2 separate regions of the Homo sapiens genome follow, and region 1 is linked to region 2. A link is an interaction called in ENCODE POLR2A ChIA-PET data of the cell type or tissue named here. Cell type or tissue: Panc1. All regions are shown on one strand. Each heading gives the region's core, and the rest is flanking DNA. Links, peaks and the distances in the headings are about the cores only.

Evidence for each region. Peaks named below come from ENCODE experiments on the same cell type or tissue, not always from the same donor. Only the 100,000 strongest peaks of a DNase experiment are listed, where the experiment ranks them.
Region 1: POLR2A ChIA-PET joins it to region 2 with 5 read pairs; 5 of 35 experiments call an interaction of 5 or more read pairs at or near these places.

What each region holds. Positions count from the first base shown.
Region 1 is chr19:39,346,873-39,357,788 of GRCh38, forward strand. It overlaps SAMD4B (sterile alpha motif domain containing 4B), which reads left to right. Exons shown (of 14, transcript NM_001384574.2): 2 at 7,134-7,194; 3 at 9,817-10,217. The coding sequence starts at 10,022. Among named protein-coding and RNA genes, the nearest start is that of SAMD4B, 9.9 kb to the left of the region's middle. In Panc1, for the core only: no CTCF peak of the experiment used is centred there; no DNase peak of the experiment used is centred there.
Region 2 is chr19:39,283,798-39,294,713 of GRCh38, forward strand. No RefSeq gene overlaps it. Among named protein-coding and RNA genes, the nearest start is that of IFNL1, 7.2 kb to the right of the region's middle. In Panc1, for the core only: no CTCF peak of the experiment used is centred there; a DNase peak (open chromatin) is centred at 9,071; H3K27me3 peaks cover 1,164 bases.

The DNA.
Region 1 (10,916 bases), core at 4,995-7,494, 60 kb after region 2:
AAATAATGATACTTTACTTCATAGAATTGTTACGAGGATTAAATAAGTTAATACATGTAAAGTACTTAGAACAATGTCTTGCCCATAATTGCAATGTTAGAAAAACAATAAAATAAAAAAAAAGCTCATATCAGCCAGAACTCTAAAAACATAAAGTGATAGAACCTTAGCTCAAAGTGGTTTAATGAAAAAAGTGGGGGATTAATTGGCTTTTGTTACTGGAAAGTCCAGAGCTAGGTTGGCTTCAGACCTAGCTGCATCCAGGTGTTCAAATAATTTTCTCAGTCATCTCCTCCCATTTCTCCACTGAGTTAGCTTCATCCTCAACAAGCTTCTGCTTTGGATGACAAATATGGTCCTCAGCAGCCCCAGGTTTTAACCCTACCTCCTTGGAAAGCCTTAGTGGAAAGAGAACTCTTTCTTGAGAGTCCCAGTTTGAAAATAGTTTCTTCCTTGAATAGATGTGAGATTATGCCAGAAGATCCTTAGAAACATATTTTGGGTTCTGTACCCTGCAACTCAGTCTCTGGCTTGCTGAGCCAAATAGGCCTGTGATTCCATCCGATGAACTTTCTGAGCAGTGATGGCAATCTCCCTCCCCACTGTCCCCCAGCCGCAGTCATTCTCTGCTCTGTGATTGTTTGGGTCTAGAGAGAGCTTGTGGCTGGTCTGACTCAACCACACTTTGCTTTGGGATATCACGGGTGATATGAGGTGATCAGCCTGGCTTGATGGTGGCCTCAGGGGAGCAGAATCCAGGAGTAATGGCAATACCCTCACCACAGTTTAAGGTTTCCAAGACACAGAACTTTGGAAGAGAGTTAAGTAGGATTGCTGTGAGTGGAGTTTTGTTTTGTTTGTTTTAGTGTAAACTTGTTGAATAGAAGCGGGTTCAGGGCAAGTTACAGAACAGCAGTGTATGGAGTATGCAAGTCTCAAATATCTCCAGCCTGCACTCATTCATTAATGCATGGAGGCACTATTCTAGGTACTGGAGACAGAGCAGTGAATAAAACATTCAAGGTCCTGAAATTCATGGAATTTATATTCTGATGGGGGGAGGAAACAAAAAAATCAGAGTGTGATTCATGCTGTGAAGGAAATAAAACAGTGTGAAAGAGAGGGTGGGAGTGGCCACTGTAGTAGACAGGGGGATCAGAAGAGGCCTCTTTTGGGAGGTGACAGTTGAGCCTGATAACCAGAAAGATGAGAAGGCACCAGTTGTGGGAAGATCTGGGAGTGGAACATTCTAATCTAAGCATTGTTACATGCAGAAAAAGGACCTCTGCAAGGTGGGGAAATTTATCACAGATATTTATTGAGGGCCTGCTATGTACCAGGTGCTATGCTAGGAATTGGAGATGTAGCAATGAATAATATAGCTACAGTCTTCCCTTCTCTCATGGATCTTACAGTCTAGGTGTTTTTGGAAGAGCTGCAGCCTTTGAAGAAACATCTCTTGATGATGATATCATAGACTCCTTCCTACTGGGCAGATGAGGCAGAATGGGGCACAGGTGAGCCCAGATCTGATTGATGAGAAGGAACCAACCTTGTGACGGTCCGGGGAAGAGCATTTCAGGCAGAGAGGTCAGCAGGTGCAAAAGCCCTGCCATATGTTCAGGGAATCGCAAGGACCAGTGTGGCTAAAGCCTAAGTGAGGGAGAGGGGTGAGGGTTGGAAAGGCTGACAGAAGCCAGATTACTTGCAGCCTAAGGGCCACAGTAAGGAGTTTCTATTTTCATTTAAGGGGATTGGGAAACTATTAGAAGGGAGTTTTTAAAAGCAAGACAGCGACATGATCTGATTAATTTTTTTAGAAAGCTCACTTTGGTTTCTGGGAGGAAAACAGAGGGTCAGGACAGAATCAGGAAGGAAAGTTAGGAGACAATCCATTTGTCCAGATGAGAAATGGTGACATGAATGTGGTGGTGGTGGTGGTAGTGAAGATGTAGAGAAGCAGATATATTTTGGGTGTACAGAAAACAGGACTTGATGATGGGATTAGAGAAAGAGAGGAATCTAGAATAATGATAATAGCCAAGTCATTTATGCCTCACAACTCTATGAGAGTAGGCACTATTATTATTTTCTGTCTTCCTTCTCAGTAGGTACTATTATTACACCCACATTACAGATGACAAAACAGGCATGGCAAGGTGAAATCACTTGCCCAAAATTACACAGGTAGTAAGTGGCAGGCTTATATTTCCAACCCGGCAGTCTGGTTCTAGAGCCACTTAGGTTTGGGGAAAGATAAGCAAGGCATGTGTAGCTGACATTAAGAAAAAAGAAATATCAAGACCTAATGACTGGGTCTTTGGGAAATGGAAGAAGTCAAAGATGACTCAAAAAAATGTCTCAGTTGTCCACAGAGAGGTGATGATTGAATCTACAGGAGTTAATTACATGCCTAAGTGAGAGAAAACAAGTGTAAAGAAGGGAAAGGAAGCAGAGAATAAACTTTTCGGGGGGAAGGGGTGTCAAGACATTTAGGAGTGGGAGGAAGAATGCTAGCTTCCTCTCTATTCCAGAGTTTACCGGAGCTCCCCATACTGTACTTATCTTCCAGGAGGCCCTGCCTGGCTTCTCCTCTCCTCTCCCTCCCTTCCCCAGCACCATTCATACAAAAAGCTCATTCTTTGCTAATGCAGTGGTGTACATGTTTTGTGTACGTATTTCAGGAGTTTCTGGAAATAATGGTTGATTCTTATAAGAGAAGTTGTGCTCCCTTGGCTTCTGACAGTCTCTTCTCAGGTTATGAAAGTGAGTTAACCCTAGGTAACTAGCCTGTTACCTTGTTCATGAAGTGTAAGTTCTCAAAGGCCTAGGTCGTGCTGTAAAAAGAACTAGGAATGGGTAAGAAGGCAGATAGGATCCCCTTATTCATCCAGAGATGTTGGTATTAAAGGGCCCTTAGGCCCAACTTTCACCTTGTTGCCCAGGCTGGTCTCAAACTCCTGGGCTCAAGCGATCTGCCCACCTCAGTCTCCCGAAGTGCTGGGATTACAGATGTGAGCCACCATGCCCAGCTTTCTTGCATTGTTAAGAGCAAGCAAGAGCTCTGAAGCCAGACTGCCTGGCCTTGAAAATCTCAGCTTGGTGTACAGTCTTGGGCAAAGTGACTTAACTTCTCTGTGCCTCAGTTGCTCCATCTGTAAAATGATAATATATTCATATATGTATGTTATATATTTTTGAAATAGAGTTTTGGGGATCAAATGTGCTTATCTGTGGAAAGCTGTTGGCAAAGGGCCTGACAATGTATGATGTATGAAGACATGCTAAGCATCATGCTTGCTATTGAAATGAAGTATAGAGGAGGAAAAAAGCATCATGCGCGGTATTTTTAAATACATTGTTTCATTTAATTCTTCTAACAAGCTTCATTGAGGAAGAAACAGAGTTACTTGTCATAGTCAATACAGCAAGTAAGTATAACAGGAGAGCCAGGATTTAAGCCAGGTCTGACTAACTCCACCATCCTGCTTCTGAATGAAGAGAGCTGGACTCCAGAGGCACTGTTTATGGGCATATGGGCCTTTTCTCACTGTTTGGGGCCAGAGAAGAAGCCCAGAGGGCAGTTTGTCCTGGAACATCTCAGCATTTTTTTGTTTTTGTTTTTGTTTTTGTTTTGAGACAAAGTCTCCAGTCCCCCAGGCTGGAGTGCAGTGGCGCAATCTCAGCTCACTGCAACCTCCACCTCCCAGGTTGAAGCGATTCTGCTGCCTCAGCCTCCTGAGTAGCTGGGATTACAGGCGCCTGCCACCACGCCCAGCTGATTTTTTGTATTTTTAGTAGAGACAGGGTTTCACCGTGTTGGCCAGGCTGGTCTCGAACTCCTGACCTCAGGTGATCCGCCCGTCTCGGCCCCCCAAAGTGCTGGGATTACAGGCGTGAGCCACCGTGCCCAGCCTTTCTCCAGGTGGGAGTGCAGTGGCATGATCTCAGCTCACTGAAGCCTCGACCTCCAGAACTCAAGTGATCCTCCCAAAGTAGCTGGGACTGCAGGTGCACACCACCACGCCCAGCTAATTTTTGGATTTTTTGTAGAAACGGTTTTGCCATGTTGCCCAGGCTGCTGATCTGGAACCTTTGGCTTTTGTTTTGTTTTGTTTTTGTTTTTTGAGACAGGGTCTCACTCTGTTGCCCAGGCTGGAGTGCAGTGGCACGATCTTGGCTCACTGCAACCTCTGCCTCCCGGGCTCAAGTGATTCTCCCGCCTCAGTCTCCCAAGTAGCTGGGGTTACAGGTGCACGCCACCACGCCTGGCTAATTTTTTTGTAATTTTTGTAGAGACGGGGTTTCACTGTGTTGCCCAGGCTGGTCTCGAGCTCCTGAGCTCAAGCGATCCACCCGCCCATGCCTCCCAGAGTGCTGGGATTACAGGCGTGAGCCACTGCACCCAGCCCTCTTAGCCATTTTGTTAACCTCATTTCCCACCTCTGGAGGTGGTAGGGGCTTCCCAAGAAGATCACTTGGACCTCTTCAAGTATGGTGGCAATATTGCTGGGCTGTTGGAGAGACTTCTGTTATAGAGGCTCCCCTCTTGTGTTTTTCCTCAAAGGCAAGGAGTCATTTTTGGTCACATGAGGACAAAGAGACCAGACCAGTAGTGCATTCTGTTTTGCATGGGAATTGTCAAGGCTCTTTCAGTTTTAACTGAAACCCAACTCAAACTGGCCTAAGTCAAAAACGAATTTATTCATCTATGTAACTGAAAAGAGTGGGCCACAAGGGGGAGGCTTCAGGCTAGCTGCATCTAGGTTTTAAATCATGTGAACAGATCTCCCTTTCCCCCTCCCCCATCTCTTGACTTTGCTGTCATCTGTTAGTTTCATTCTGAAGCAGGCTTCCACCGTGAAATAGAAGAGGTGGCAACTGGTGACATCATGAGACGATGTGTAATCTGAGCAACCCTAACCAAGAACTTATTTTCCTTAGTAGTTCCAGCAAAAATCCAGAGAGGACTATCCTTGGCCAGGCTTTACCCCATGTCCACTTCTGGAGCCAAGAAAGACAGTTCCTTCTCCAAGGGGAACCCAGGGTGTTGATACTAGAAGATGGAAATGGATACAGTAAGATGCTGCCACAGTGAGATGCCTCACCCAGGTCTCCCTCTGTCACTTCAGCCAAGCACATGGGATAGAAAGTAGCAGGCGGCCTCTGGCCCTTTAATGGAAGAGGGCCATCCAGTCCTCTCCAGTTAACATCTAGACCGAACACAAAGCATCCTTCTCTCATCCAGAAGACATAGGAACCCTACCTTCAGGGATGATTTTTTTTTAACAGTGAAATCTTAAAAGTAACTGTTTCACTAAAGCCTCCAGTATTTACTGAAGACTGTCAGAATCATCCTCCATCACTAGATCTTCTCCACCAGTCATGTTCCCTGAGCAGTGGGGTGGCTTGAAGGTATAAACCAGAGAGGCCCAAGGGAGGGATAGTTAGCAGACTTCTGGTCTTTTTCTAGTTTGTGCTCTTCTGTTCCAAGGACCACAGGTATGTCTTCTTCTGTGTAGTTGTTCACTATTGTTTCAATGTGATTCGTTTCCCACATTTGAAAATAGGGGGGGATTTTACTTTAAAATTCAGATATCTGGCTCCTCTTTAGGGGAAAAAAAAAAAAAAAAAAACCTAAGACGTAACAATACTGGACCCACATTCCTTCATGGTAGCAGTTGATAAGAGGTGGATAGTGACTTCTCCCTTTTGACCGGGTGTGGACTTTCCAACTCACCATAGTCCCAGTTGGCCTGCTTTGTTCAAAGCCTGGCCTTGTAAGCATCATGTTTGAGACCCTATTATGTCCGAAAGCTTTGCTTCTATCGTTTGGCCTGGGGGGAAAAGCTGGATTAATGTTTAGTCAGCAGCTTATTGGGTGGGTGGAGGGGGGGAACAGTGCTGTTGCTTAGGAAAAGTAACAACCCAGTAAAAGAATTTATGGGAAAGAGTGTGCACAACTTTGGTCTGTTTGTGGATTTGGTCGTTTTTTTGCTGTAAATGCTGTTGGTATATCAAACCTCCTGTCACAAATGTTCCCTCTGAAATAGTAACATGTCCTTCTATCTTATGAGTTGCCACCCAGTGAAGGAATCCCTCCCACTCCCGAGGGATGTTCATCCAGCCTCCGCTTGACCACTTCCAGCAGCCAGGGAGCTTATTACCTCCTCACATGGCAGCCAGTTCCATTCTTGGACAGATGCGTTATTTTAAAATTCTTCCTTATGTTGAAGCAGCTGCTGCCTCTTTGGGACTGAAAGCCACAAAATGCTGGAGCTGGGAAGGAAAACCGATTTTTTTAGGCGCGTGAGCTACCACTCATCCACCCTGCATCCAGGGCAAACATTGATAATTAATCACAGCACTCTTTCTCACTGAGTCAGGAAGTATGCTGCCTTAAAATTGTTTTTAATTAAATTCTTTTTTAAAAATTACAAAAGTAATATGTATTCACTTGCAACTAGTGAAGTAGTACAAAGTTATATAAAGATAGTGTTAATAATCCCCCTGTTTCTCCAAGATAGTGTTAGCAGCCGAGGGTGTATTCTTCTATACATTTATACACATATAGACATAAATATTCATATATAAGATATATAAGGGGTTTTGTATGTGGCTTTTTTTTAATTTAAAAAATGGCATTATATTGTACATATTACTGTGTAGCTTATGGACACCCCTCCAAGTAGTTACAGATCAAACATTGTATATAGCTTTGTTTTTTTGTTTTCTTGTTTTCTTTTTGAGATGGAATCCCGCTCTGTCACCCAGGCTGGAGTGCAGTGGCATAATCTCGGCTCACTGCAGCCTCCACCTCCCGGGTTCAAGCGTTTCTCCTGCCTCAGCTTCCCAAGTAGCTCGGACTACAGGCGCCCGCCACCACACCCGGCTAATTTTTATATTTTTAGTAGAGATGGAGTTTCGCCATGTTGGCCAGGCTGGTCTCAAACTCCTGACCTCAAGTGATCTGCCTGCCTCAGCCTCCCAAAGTGCTAGAATTATAGGAGTGAGCCACCACACCTGGCCAGATTAGGCATGTTTTTAATAGATACGTTATATCATACAATGTGGGATCTGCCCCAGTTTATTAATCATTCCCCATTAATGGATATTCCCATTCATTTCTTCAGGATTCTTCTCATCGCAGTGCTCCAGGCAGCCACTACCAATCGATTGGAGTTAGCCTGTGAGGTAAAACCTATTTGTCATGTCTCACCCAGTCCCGCTCCTTATCCTACATTCTAGAGAAGAGAACAGACTAGCTCCGTGATCAAAGTGAATCAGTGGCTTGGGCAGGACTAGAACTGAATTTTCTTGACTTTCAGCATTTCCTCTATCCCATGTTGTCACTCCCTTGGAGTCATCTACCCTGCTTTTCTCCTCTAGAGTAAAAGAACAAATATAATTTCTTTTCTGCGTGCTACCTCTTCAGATATTCAAAGTCAGTTATGCCATTCCCCTTGAGTCTTCTCTTCCCCAGAGGAAAATCTCAGTGCCTTCAATTTTTTTTTCTTAAAACAAGGTTTTCAAATCCCTTTACCATCCTATGAGCTGTTCCTTCTATCTTCTTCCCCCCTAGGGCTATAGAAATCCCAAGTGTGGCTTCCACATTCACCTTCTATAGCTATTTATTTATTCAATAAATATATATTGAGCACCTTCTACGTGCCAGGCACTGTTGTAGGCACTGGCTGACTGTATGGCTTGCGTTTTGGTCAGTAGAGAGAAACAAATAAGATGATACCTGAGAGTGCCAAATTATATAGGAATGAAATAGTGTTAATATAATTGGAGGAGTAACTCCTGAGATTGGATGGTCAGGGAAGCTCTCTCTGAAGAAATGACAATGAGCTGAGACCTGAATGACAGGAGCCAGCTTCTAGGGGAAGACAGTTCCACTGAATAAGAAATAATTTGGTACAAGATGAGGTTGGAGTGGCCACAGGAGTCCTATAGGGCTCGGTAGTTCAAGATAAGATGTTTGGAATTTGTTTAAAATTTTTTTTTCTTTTTTTCTGAGGCAGAGTTTCCCTGTCACCCAGGCTGGAGTGCAGTGGCATGATCTCAGCTCACTGCAACCTCCGCCTCCCAGCTTCAAGCGATTATCGTCCCTCAGCCCCCCAAGTCACTGGGATTACAGGCGTGCAGTAGCACGCCCGGCTAATTTTTGTATTTTTAGTAGAGACGGGATTTCGCCACTTTGGCCAGTCTGATCTTGAACTCCTGACCTCAAGTGATCCACCTGCCTTAGCCTCCCAAAGTGCTGGGATTACAGGTGAGAGCCACCATGCTTGACCTTATTTAGATTTTATTTAAGTGCAATGGGAAGTCATTGGAGAATTTTAGGCCAGGGAGGTGACATCTGATTTCCCCTTTAAAAAAAATTGCTGGACGCTTGTTTAACTTGGAGCAAGGTTTCATTTTCCCTCATACCTTTCCTGCTTCTTACATCCAAAGGGATTGGCAACCAGGCCAGTTCAGTCTGTTTAGGGGTCCCACAGGGGATCTGTGAGGCAAGTCACAGCTGTTGCCTAATGCACCCCACAGCCCTCCTCAGCAAGCGCACGGAAGTTCAGAGAGATGTGAGTAGCTCCCTTAGACCTGAGCCCAGTAGGTTCAATGGGTCTTTGTATGAAGTTCTCAGTCCGGGGAACCTTAGTCCTTTGGCAGCCAGAGGGGGATGGAGCTGAATGTGGTTTGAGGATAGAGCCAAGGGCACTGGTTGCAAGAGAGACAGATGGAAGAAATGTTGAGTGGAGATCTGGAGCTCGAGACACTTAGAAAAAGCCTTCGGAGTGGTGTCCAGAAACCAACCACCTGAAAAATAGGTCTGTTGTTTGCCCAGTTGAAATAACTTTTCTTTAGTTCCTGCCTAAGAGGGGAATTTGGACACTTTGTAGCTTGTGAGTTTTTGACTTTTGATCTGTCCCCTTCCCCTCAGGTTGGCATTTTCTTTGCTTCCAGGAGGAGCCTGAGACAAGCTGGCATCTCTGGAAGTCGGGGACTTCCCAACCAGAGAGTTTAGGTTTGGAGTCTTCAGGGGAATTAAGAGGGCAGGGAGCGATTCACCTCAGAATAGAGATGGGTAAAATCTGATAAATCAGAGTTGTGCCTTTTCCAGAGTCAGGGAAGCTGGGTTAGAGAGGGTGAGATTCCCTCAGCCTGTTGGTGATCTTTGAAAAGCCCTTTGTCCATGCCCACACCTGATAGATACCCAGCCAGTTACTAATCAGATGGCTGGCTGCATACCTGAGATCTCCACCAGGGTCACTACCCGACCATCCATCCTCTACCCAGCATTGTGGGTCTAGCTTGAAGTAATTTAAAGAGCCCTTGGAGTCCTATCAGTAGGTTAGGAGTCACACTGCCCAGCTCTCAGAGAAGGTGGCCAGAAACCAGCAAGGTCAGAGATGTGCTGTGCTTAGTCATGTCACCTTGGGCCAGATCGCCATCAATTCATATCTTTTCTCATAATTTGCAGCCTACTATTTCCCACTTCTGAAAAATTTTTCCAATATATTTTCTGTGTTAAATCCGCTTCCTTTGACACTATGACAGCCAGGTGTGAGGGCCAACATCTCCTTGGTCTCTGGGATAGGCATCTAAGTCCCAGTCACGCCTTTTCTCTGGATCTGAAGATTTGGGTGAAAGTAGCTTTAATATCTGGTGTTGGCTTCATGTTTCTTCCAGGAGCTCAGCAGAGCAAGTACCCTGAAAGAGAAAGGCATGAGGCCTTCATGCCCCCTCAACCCACACTCACCAGGCAAGTTTCAGCCCCTTCTTTCTGTTTGACCCCTTTGCTTCCTTTTTCAGGAAACTGGAGAGGCGTGGCTGGACCAAGACCTCCCCCCATGTGAGCAGGCTTCCTCCTCCCCCAACAACCGTTGCCACCACGCCCAGAAACGTCCTTAAGCCCTGGCCCTCAGGGGAAAGGTAACAGGAGGCCAGAGCCGGGACCATGTGACGGCGCTGGCCCTCGCCACCGCCGTCCCCCGACCCTGGCCCCAGGCCCGGCACCATGATGTTCCGAGACCAGGTGGGCATCCTCGCTGGCTGGTTCAAAGGCTGGAATGAGTGTGAGCAGACAGTGGCCCTCCTGTCACTTCTGAAACGGGTCACCCGTACCCAGGCCCGCTTCCTGCAGCTCTGCCTGGAGCACTCACTGGCGGACTGCAATGACATCCACCTGCTGGAGTCGGAGGCCAACAGTGCTGGTGAGTTTCCACCCTTAGAGATGGGAGCACAGCAGGAGGGAGACCTGGAACAGATGTCACATGGCTAAGAAGGTCAACCCAACAATGGGACTAAAAAACGTGGGTTCTAGGCTTGGTGGGTGGGGAGTTCCTTACCTTCTAAGTTGTCATCATGGGTCTTCTGGGACTGTGTTGCCATAAATCCTCAGGCATGGTATGGTGGACTTATGGGAGAAGGCAATGCAAACTGGAAACTCCCCATAACAGGAAGATCATGTAGAGTGGCTTATGTGGGCTGCTGAAAGGAACAGACTAAAGTCATTATGAAAGGCGTATAGAAGGTGAGCAGTAATTAATTTCTTAAGCTTCAGGATATCAGGGCTAGGAGGGAATTTGAGAACTCTTCCAAAATTCATGTCATCCTATACTATTCTTTACCCTCAAAGGTAGGTTGGACTTAAAGCATAAGCAGCTTCCAGAAAGTTTTGAATTTAGATACAGTTCATCCTGTCAGTTCCCTAAGTACTTATTAGGCACTCTGTGTCCTGTGAGATTGGCATTGGGATGGGTGAGCCAGGCTTCTCTTAAGACCTGTCCCTTAGGCCCCAGTTGTAGACAGGAGTCAGGCTAGAATCAGGGGCTACTGCTGAAGCTACTCTAGCTGTCTGGGCCTCCACAGGGCTGGATGGAGAGCTGTTGGCCCCAGTGACAGATGGGAGA
Region 2 (10,916 bases), core at 8,050-10,549:
ATTCGTACTTTTCACTCTTGATGTCTCATTGCCCATTTGTTGAAAAGACTATCTTTTCTATATTGAGTTCTTTTGTACCTTGATCAAAATTCATTTGGGTATACTTATGTGGTTCTGTTTCTGGGTTCTCTTCTGTTTCATTGACCTATGTGTCTGTGCTTCCACTAATATCATACTGTCTTGATTATCATGGTCATATAATAATCTCAAAACCAGCAAGTGTGACTCCTCCTACCTTCTTCCTTTTAAATATTGTTTCAGCTATTCTAGTTCCTTTGCCTTTCTATATACATTTTAAGATAAGCTTGTCTATACAGACCAAAAAAAACTTGGAATTTTTATGGGAACTGCATTGAATTATAGATTACTTTGAAGAGAATTGACATCTTTACTATGTTGAGCATTCCAATCCATGAACATGGTATATCTGTCCCTTAATTTAGATAGGTTTTGATGTCTTTCATCCGGGTTTTACAGTTTTCAGCATACAAATCCTATTCATGTTTTGTTGGATTTATACCTAAGTATTTTTCAGTAATTGTAAGTGGAATTGTATTTTTAATTTTAGTTTCCAAATATTTATTGCTGGTATAAATAAATATAATTGATTTTCTGTGTTCATGTTGTATCTTGTGGCTTTGATCAACTCACTTATTAGTTCTAGGAGTTCTTGTAGTTTCCTGGGGCTTTATACATAATCATGCCATCTACAAATAAGGAGAGTTTTATTTCTTCCCTTCCAATCTCTGTGTATTTTATTTTATTTTTGCCTTATTGCACTGCCTAGGACTTCTGACACTATGTTAAATAAGAGTGATGAGACATCACACCCATTAGGATGGCTACAACAAAAACAGAAAATAACAAATGCTGACAAGGACATGGAGAAATTGGAACCCTTGTACACTGTTGGTGAGATGTAAAATGATACAGCCATTATGGAAAACAGTATGGCAGTTCCCCAAAAAATTAAAAATAGGATTACCATATGATCCAGCAATTCCACTTCTGTGTATATACCCAAAAGAATTGAAAGCAGGGACTCAAAGAGGTATTTGTACACCCATGTTCATAGCAGCATTATTTGCAATAACTAAAAGGTGAAAACATTCCAAGTGTCTATTGACTGATAAATGAATAAGACAAATGTGATATATACATGCAACAGAACATTATTCAGCCTTAAAAAAAGAAAGAAAGAATTCTGACCCATGCTACAATATGAATGAACCTTAAGGCCGTTATGCTAAGTGAAATAAGCCAGTCACAAAAGGACAAATATATGATTCTGCCTATATGAGGCATATAGAGTAGTCAAATTCATAGAAACAGTAATATAGCAGTTACCAGGGGCTTGGAGGAGAGGGGAATGGGAGTTATTGTTTGATAAGTAAAGACTTCCAGTTTTGCAAGATGAAAAGAGTTCTGGAGATAGATGGTACTGATGGTAGCACAACAATGTAATGTATTTAATGCCACTGAATTGTATACTTAAAAATGGTTATGATAGGCCAGGCACAGTGGCTAATGCCTGTAATCCCAGCACTTTGGGAGGCCAAGGTGGGCAAATCATCTGAGGTCAGGAGTTCAAAACCAGCTTGAGCAATATGATGAAACCCCGTCTCTACTAAAAATACAAAAATTTGCCAGGCATGGTGGCACGCACCTGTAATCCCAGCTACTCAGGAGGCTGAGACAGGAGAATCGCTTGAACCCAGAAGGCAGAGGTTGCAGTGAGCTGAGATCGCGCCATTGCACTCCAGCCTGGGCAACAAGAGCAAAACTCTGTCTCAAAAAAAAAATGGTTACGATAGTAAATTTTATATTATGTGTATTTCATCCCAATGAAAATAATGAAATAATGAGGGGTGAGAATGAGTATCCTTGCCATGCTTGTGATTTTTAGGAGGAAAAGCAACAAGTATTTCACCATTTTGAGGCTAGCTGAAGGTTTTTCATAAATTTTGTTATCAGGCTGAGAAAGTTTCCTTCAATTTCTAGTTTTCTGAAAGTTTTTTATATCAGGAATGGATGTTAGATTTTGTCAGATGCTTTTTATGCATGATTTTTCTTTTTTAGCCTGTTAATATGATGAATCCCATTGAGAAATTGCAAAATATTTGGCTAACCTTGCATTCCTGGAATAAATCCCACATAGTCATGAAGTATAATTTTTCTTTAATGTGAAACATCTTTATTTACTTTGGACCACCACTCTTCCAGTGAGATTAACTTTTCCACCTTTAACTGCAGTAAAAGATATATTAAGTTGGTGCAAAAGTAATTGCAGTTTTTGCCATTATTTTTAACGACAAAAACCACAATTACTTTTGCATCAACCTAATATAACGTAAAATTTGCCATTTTAACCACGTTTAAGTGTACAATTTAGTGGTATTAATTACATTCACAATGGTGTGCAGCCATCACCACTATGTGTTTTCAAATTTTTTTCAACACCCCAAACAGAAAACCTGTATGCATAAAGCAAATAACATCCCTTCCTCACTCAGCCCTAAGTAATTTCTAATTTCCTTTCTGCCTCTATGAATTTCCCTATTCTCGATATTTCCCATAAGTAGAATCATAAAATATTTGTCTTTTTTGTGTCTGGCTTACTTCACTTAGCCATAATGGTTTCAAGGATAATCGATATAGCAGCATGTATTAGAATTTCATTCTTTTTTATACATGAATAATATTTCATTGCATGTACATATCATATTTTGTTTATTCACTCATCTGTTCATGAACACATGGGTTGTTTCCATCTTTGTGAATAACAGTGTTGTGAATATAGGTCTATAAGTGTCTGCATGAGTCCTTGTTCAGTTCTTTTTTTTGACATGGAGTCTCACTCTGTTGCTGAGGCTGGAGTGCAGTGGCGCAATCTTGATTCACTGCAACTTCTGCCTCCCAGGTTCAAGCCATTCTCCTGCCTCAGCCTGCCGAGTAGCTGGGATTACAGGCATGCACCACCACGCCCTGCTAATTTTTGTATTTTTAGTAGAGATGGGGTTTCTCCGTGTTGGCCAGCCTGGTCTCGAACTTCTGACCTCAAATGATCTGCCCACCTTGGCCTCCCGAAGTCCTTGTTCAATTCATATGGCAACATATTTATTTTTACATATTTTTTATTGCTGTATAAGATTTGCTTTTTTTGTATGTACATTCATAAAAAATATTGGTCTAAACTGGGCACTGTGGCTCATGCCTGTAATCCTAGCACTTTAGGAGGCCAAGGCGGGAGGATCGCTTGAGCCCAGGTGTTCAAGAGTAGCCTGGGCAACATGGCGAAATTTTGTCTCTACAAAAAAATCCAGAAATTAGCCAGGCATGGTGGTGGGCACCTGTAGTCCCAGCTACCCAGGAGGCTGAGGTGGGAGGATCACCTGAGCCCAGGAGGTTGAGGCTGCAGCAAGCTGTGATCATGCCACTGCACCCAGCCTGGGTAAAAGAGTGAAACCTTGTCTCAAAAAAAAAAAAAAAGATAAGAAAAGAAAAGGAAAATACTGGTCTATAGCTTCTCTTTTTCTTTATTTGTTTTCATTCTGCCTTTGTCTGGTTTTGGAATCAGGATAATGCTGACTTTATAAAATGAAATGAAAAGTATTGCTTCCTCTTCTGTTTTCTGGAAGCGATACTAAAGAATTGGTATCAATTCTTCTTTAAATGTTTGCTAGATTTCTACAGTGAAAACATCTGGACACAAAGATTTCCTTCTTGGGAGCCTTTTAATTAGAGATCAAGTTTTTTAAATAGTTATAAGACTACTCATAATATCTATTTCATCTTAGGTGAGCTTTGGCCAAGCGATCCTCCCGCCTTGGCCTCCTAAAGTGCTAGGATTACAGCACTTTGCGGTCTTTGAGCAATTTGTCCATATTGTCTAAGTTGAGTTTATATGCATAGACTCATTCACAGTATTCCCTTATTATTCTTTTAACGTCCATGAGGTCTGTAGTGATAGTGGTCATTTGTGTCTTCTCTCTTTTCTCTTCTTCTGTCTTGCTAAAAGTTTATCAATTTTATTCATCTTTTCAAAGAACCAGCTTTTGATTTTATTGTCTTTATTGCTTTTCTGTTTTCTATGTAATTGATTTCTCCACCTCTTTATGATTTCTTTCCTTCTGCTTGATTTGAGTTTACTTAGCTTTTTCTAGTTTCTTGAGGGAATGCCTTGTTTAGTAATTTGAGACTTTTCCTTCATTTTTTTGTTTTTTTGAGACAGAGTCTCGCTCTGTCATCCAGGCTAGAGTGCAGTGGTGCCATCTCGGCTCACTGCAACCTCTGCCTTCCAGGTTCAAGCGATTTTTGTGCCTCAGCCTCCCAAGTAGCTGGGGTTACAAGTGTGCACCACCACACCTGGCTAATTTTTGTATTTTTAGTAGAGACAAGGTTTCACCATGTTGGCCAGGCTGGTCTTGAACTTCCATCAAATGATTCACCCACCTCAGCCTCCCAAAGTGCTGGGATTACAGGCTTGAGCCACCACATCTGGCCATTTCTTCATTTTTAATATAAGCATTAAGTGCTATAAACTTCTCTCTAAGACTGCTTTAGTTGTATCCCACAAGTTTTGGGGGAGGTTTCTTCCTGTTTTTTTTTTTTGAGACAGGGTCTCATTGTGTCACCCAGGCTGGAGTGCAGTGGTGCTATCACTGCTCACTGCAGCCTCAACCTCCTGGGCTCAAGTGATCCTCCCTCCTCAGCCTCCCAAGTAGCTGGAACTACAGGTGCACACCACCACACCCAGCTAATTTTTAAATTTTTTGTAGGACCGTGTCTCCCTATGTTGCCCAGGCTGGTCTTGAACTCCTGGGCTCAAATGATCCTCCTACTTCAGCCTCCCAAATTGTTGAGATTACAGGCATGAGCCACTATGTCCAACCACGAGTTTTTATATGTTGTATTTTTGTCCTCATTCATTTTGGCTATTTTTTTTTTTTTTTTTTTTGAGATGAAGTCTCACTCTATCGCCCAGGCTGGAGTGCAGTGGCACAATCTTGACTCACTGCAACCTTCACTTCCCAGGTTCGAGCAATTCTCCCTGCCTCTGGCTCCCAAGTAGCTGGGATTACAGATTCCTGCCACCACACCTGGCTAATTTTTTGTACTTTTAGTAGAGACAGGGTTTCGCCATGTTGGCCAGGGTGGTCTGGAACCCCTGACCTCAGGTGATCAGCCCTCCTCAGTCTCCCAAAGTGCTGCGATTACAGGCATGAGCCACCCTGCCCAGCCTAACTTTTGTATTTTTGATAGAGGTGAGGTTTCACCATGTTAGCCAGGCTGGTCTCAAACTCCTGACCTCAAGTGAGCCACCCACCTCAGCCTCCCAAATGCTGAGATTAAAGTGTGAGCCATCACGCCTGGCCTCCATCCATTTACTTTTAACCTACCTATGTCATTATATTTGAAATGAGTTTCCTGTAGACAGCATACAGTTTTTTAAAATATATTCTGCCAATCTCTGTATATAAACCATTTGCATTTAATGTAATTACAGATATATTAGAACTTAAGTCTCCCATCTTATTTTTCTTCTGTTCCTTCTGTTTTTTATTCTTGTTTCCTTTTCATTGCCCTCCTGTGGATTACTAAGCTTTTTTTTAGTGTTTCATTTAGCTTTATCTATAGTTTTTTTTTTTTTAGTATATCTCTTTATATAGTTTTTTAGTGGTTGCTCTGGAATTACAGTATATATATAACATCACAATGCAATAGTATTAATATTTTATCTCTTCAAATGGAATGTAGGAAACATCACAATTTAGGTCCCTTTATCCTCCCTGATTTATAAATATATAGGTATCTTTATTTTGTGGTGGGGGAACAAAGTCTCGCTCCATCACCCCATTTGGAGTGCAGTCACAGCTCACCGCAGCCTCATCTCCCTGTCTCAGGTGGTCCTCCCACCTCAGCCTCCCAAGCAGCTGGGACCATGGGACCACAAGCACCTGCCACCACGCCTGGCTAATTTTTGTATTTTTGGTAGAGATAGGGTTTCGCCATGTTGCCTAGGCTGGTCTCAAATTCCTGAGCTTAAACAATACACCCACCTTGGCTCCCCCAAGTGCTGAAATCATAGGCATGAGCCACCATGCCCGTCCCCACTTTCTTTCTGTTCATCCAGAACATCAGTGATGTGAGTGTTAAAACTTAATGTACTAAAGGTCCCTGGAGCTCTTTTCTTTTCTCTTTTTTTAGAGACAGGGTCTCACATTGTCCCCCAGGCTGGAGTGCAGTGGTGCGATATTGGCTTGCTTTAACCTCCACCTCCCTGGAGTTCTTTTCATTTTTAAAAATCTACTTTCTATCCTTTGTTCATACTTCAATCTATTTGCTACTTACTCTCTGTTGTTCAGAATGAGTAATTTCTATTGACCTATCTTCAAGTTTTCTGATTCTTTCTTCTGCCATCTCCATTCTGCTATTTGGCCCTTTCAGTGAGTTTTACTTCAGTTCTTGTATTTTTCAGTTCTTATATTTCTCTGTTCTAAAATTTCCACTCAATTCTTTATACCTTCTATTTCTTTGATGAAACTTTCTATTAAAAATTTTTGTGTCAGCCAGGTGCAGAGGCTCACTCCTGTAATCCCAGCACTTTGGGAGGCTGAAGTGAGTGGATCACGAGGTCAGGAGATCGAGACCATCTTGGCTAACACGGTGAAACCCCGTCTCTACTACTAAAAATACAAAAAATTAGCCAGGCGTGGTGGCAGGTGCCTGTAGTCCCAGCTACTCAGGAGGCTGAGGCAGGAGAATGGCATGAACACGGGAGGTGGAGCTTGCAGCCACTGCACTCCAGCCTGGGCGACAGAGCAAGACTCTGTCTCAAAAAAAAAAAAAAATTGTGTCAAAAGTATTCATGATTGTTTGTTGAAGCATTTTTATGACAATTACTTTAAAATTATTGTCAGAGAGCCAGGCATGGTGGCTTACACCTGTAATCCCAGCTACTCGGAAAGCCAAAGAGGGACGATTATTTGAGGCCAGGAGTTTGAGGCCAGCCTGAGCAACAAAGTGAGATTTCACCCATATCTTAAAAAGCAAATAAATAAAAATTTTTTAAATATTTTTGTCCAATAATTTCAATATTTGTATCATTTTAGTGTTGGCATCTATTGATTGGCTTTTCCCATTCCACTTGAGATTTTCCTAGTTCTTGAGATGATGAGTATAACAAGTTATTTTCTCTTGTATCCTGGACTTTTGAGACATTACATTATGAAATGCTGGTTTCTTTTTTAATCTTGTCATTGCTGAGGCAATAATCAGAGCTCTGTTCACACATTTCTGGTGCTAGTCACCTTACACAGTGAACAAATCACAAGTTTTGGGTAATTTGTTACATAGTAATTGTAACGAGACACACACACACACACACACACACACAAACAAGCCTATTTGTACATAAAAGAAGAAATTGTCTACGTGTGCAGGTATAATTCTTTTGCTCCTTGGGCCCCAGGACAGCAGTAGAGTAAAAATGGCTGTGTGGGGTCCTTGGTGGGGTGGGAATTAGAGGTGATAGGGCCCCCACCATAGTTTAGGTGACCTGAAAGCTGGGCTGTATATCTGTTTTAGTGCATTTGTGTTGCTATAAAGGAATACCTGAGGCTGGGCAATTTATAATGAAAAGAGGCTTATTTGGCTCACAGTTCCGCAGGTTGTACAAGACGCATGGCACTGGCATCTGTTCCTGGTGAGGGCATCGGGCTGCTTCCACTCAGGATGGAAGGCAAAGGGGAGCTGCATGTGTGGAGACCATGTGGCAAGAGAGGAAGCAAGAGAGATGAGAGGTGCCAGGCTCTTTTTAACAAGCAGCTCTTGAGAAACCTAACAGAGTGAGGACTCACACATTACCTCAAGGATGGCACCAAACCATTCACAATGGATCTGCCCCCAGGACCCAAACACCTCCGACTAAGCTCCACCTCCCAACATTGCCATACTGGGGATTAAACTTTTTTTTTTTTTTTTTTTGAAACAGAGTCTCACTCTGTCACCCAGGCTGAGTGCATGATCTCAGCTCACTGCAACCTCCACTTCCCGGGTTCAAGCGATTCTCGTGCCTCAGCCTCCCGAGTAGCGCCACCACACCTGGCTAATTTTTTGTATTTTTAGTAGAGACAGGGTTTCACCCTGTTGGCCAGGCTGGTCTTGGACTCCTGACCTCAGATGATCTGCCTGCCTCGGCCTCCCAAACTGCTGGGATTACAGGTGTGAGCCACCACGCCCAGCCCTTATTTTTTTTTTTTTTTAATTTGTAGAGATGAGGTCTTGCTATGTTGCCCAGGCTGGGCTCAAACTCCTGGGCTCAAGCAATCCTCCCTTCTCAGCCTCTCAAAGTGCTGGGATTATAGGCATGAATAATCGTGCCAGGCCAAAGACAAGTTTTAACAGTCAGCTCTCTGGCCACAAATTATTTATATTCCTTCCACATGCAAAATAGACTCATGTCTTTCCTCAACCTCAAAAATCTCATCTACTATGGCAGGCTCAGATGCAAGCCCCAGGATCTCATCATCTAAATCAGATCCAAGTGTTGGGGAGGCTACAGTATTGCCAGCATATAGACCCTCGAGCACTTCTGGAGAGAGGGATACAGGTGCAACTATTTGGGAGAGCAAAGGATGAATATGTAGAGCTGTGCTGCCCATCATGATAGCCACTAGCCACATACAGTAATTAAATTTAAATAAAATGAAATAAATTGAAAATTCAGTTCCTGCATTGCACTTGCCAAATTTTAAATACCTAACAGCCACATTGGACCGTAAAGATGCACAATATTTCTGTCATTGCAGAAAGTTCTAATGAACAGCACTGATTAGACCATATAAGCACAGGTATGCCCTGTGACCCAGCAATCTTCAGTTCAGGTTCTCCCAAAAGCATATCCTGAAGCCAAAGATGCAGGTGGCTTATTTGGGAGCTGTTTCCCAGAAGCACAAGCGAGTGGGGAAACTGAGCCAGGAAGAGCAAAAAGCCAATAAATGGTGCAGAGTCTGGAGTAGAGGGAGGCACCTAGAGCACTTCCCTGACTCAGAGTGAGCACCTCCTTAATTTTTGTTTGTTTGTTTGTTTGTTGAGACAGAGTCTCACTCTGTCACCCAGGCTGGAGTGCTGTGGCACAATCTCGGCTCACTGCAGCCTCCGCCTCCCAGGCTCAAGCGATTCCTGTGACTCAGCCTCCTGAGTAGCTGGGTTTACAGGCACATGCCACCACACCCAGCTAATTTTTGTATTTTTAGTAGAGACAGGGTTTCACCATGTTGGCCAGGCTGGTCTCGAACTCCTGGGCTCAGGTGATCTGCCCACCTCGGCCTCCCAAAATGCTGGGATTACAGGTGTGAGCCACCACGCCTGGCCCCCTGCTTAAATTTTGACTCTGGTCCCCTAATTTGACCCACCCTAATTCCAGCCCCCAAAAAGGCTACTGCTGTGAGCAGCTAGAAGTCATTTGTTCTGGGGACAGTCAGAAGATCAAGGAGTCATGTAGAAGTCGCCCGAGAATTGACCCTCCAAGGGAAAGGGAAGCTGCAGTATTTATTCCATTGCTTTCAGCCCTCACTGTTTGAGGACTGCTACTGGGGGAATCAATCCTGCTACTTCCAGTCCATTCTGCATGTGGGCAGTAGAAAGGCCTTGGTCTCCAGCAGAGAAGCAGAAAGATCCAAGCACGTGAGGCAGGAAACTGTCAGCCTGTGTGGGAACTGACCACCATATCCACAAGCCGAGGGGATACAGTAGAGGGCATCAGCTGGTGTGCTACCGTATATTCCAGAAAGCCGCCCACCCAGAGGACAGGTGTGAGCCTTATGGTAATGGGGAGCTAGAGGCAACCTAAGTGTCCATCACTGGGGGAATAGGTAAGTAAAAGTGCTGTGGTTGTATACACCATGAAATACAGTGCACAGGAAACTTGATGTACACAGCTTGTGAAGAGATCTCAGAAGCAGTGTTAAGTTAAAAAATAAAAAAGAAAGAAGTAGAAGATTTATAGCACAATTCCACTTATGTAAATTGGAAACACATACACACACGAGATCACAAATTATAAAGATACATCTTTGCAGCTATTTATCAAGTGCATTATAGTGGGTGTCTGTGGGGGTGCGATGGGAATGGGAATTGGCAATGGAGGAATAAAAGCCTTGGAGGGTCTTTCATGGGCCAATTGTGATCCTGTGTTATGATCTGAAGAGTATGATTAATAACTTTCTGCACCAAAGGGCTAAGAAAAAAAATAAAGGAGTGAAAATAGGAAATGTCTGCACATCAGAGCAGTTTCTTACCTGCTACACAATTACTATTACTGCAGGGATGATGATAGCAAGGCAACCAGACTCACCGCCTGCCTTCTCTCCAGGCAGCCCCTCCAGTCCCCAGGAAATGCGCTTGCCCCCAGCGAATAAGGAGTTCCCTACCCCTCTCATGCTACCCAGAGGGACAGAAAGGAGAAGTGGGCCTGCTACCCCCAGAGGTTCTCATCTTCTACCTGGGCTGCATATGGAATAGGGAGCAAGTACATAGGACTCATCATACCCCATTTCTGCCTCTATCCCACTGTGGGACCTTAGGCAAGTCACTTTGCCTTCCTATGCCTCAGTTATCTCACTAGTAAAATGGGCATGATTATTGTATTAGTCAGGGTTCTCCAGAGAGACAGAACAAATAGGATGTTTGGATAAATAGATGATAGATAGAGAGATATAGACTAGATAGATGAGAGAGATAGACTAGATAGAGAGAGAGAGAGAGAGAGAGAGAGAGAGAGACTAGATAGATGAGAGAGAGATAGGAGGGGATTTATTAGGGGAATTGGCTCAGACAATTAGGGAGGCTAAGAAGTTCCACAACAGGCCATCTGCAAGCTGGAGAACCAGGGAAGCTTGTAGTGCAGCTCAGTT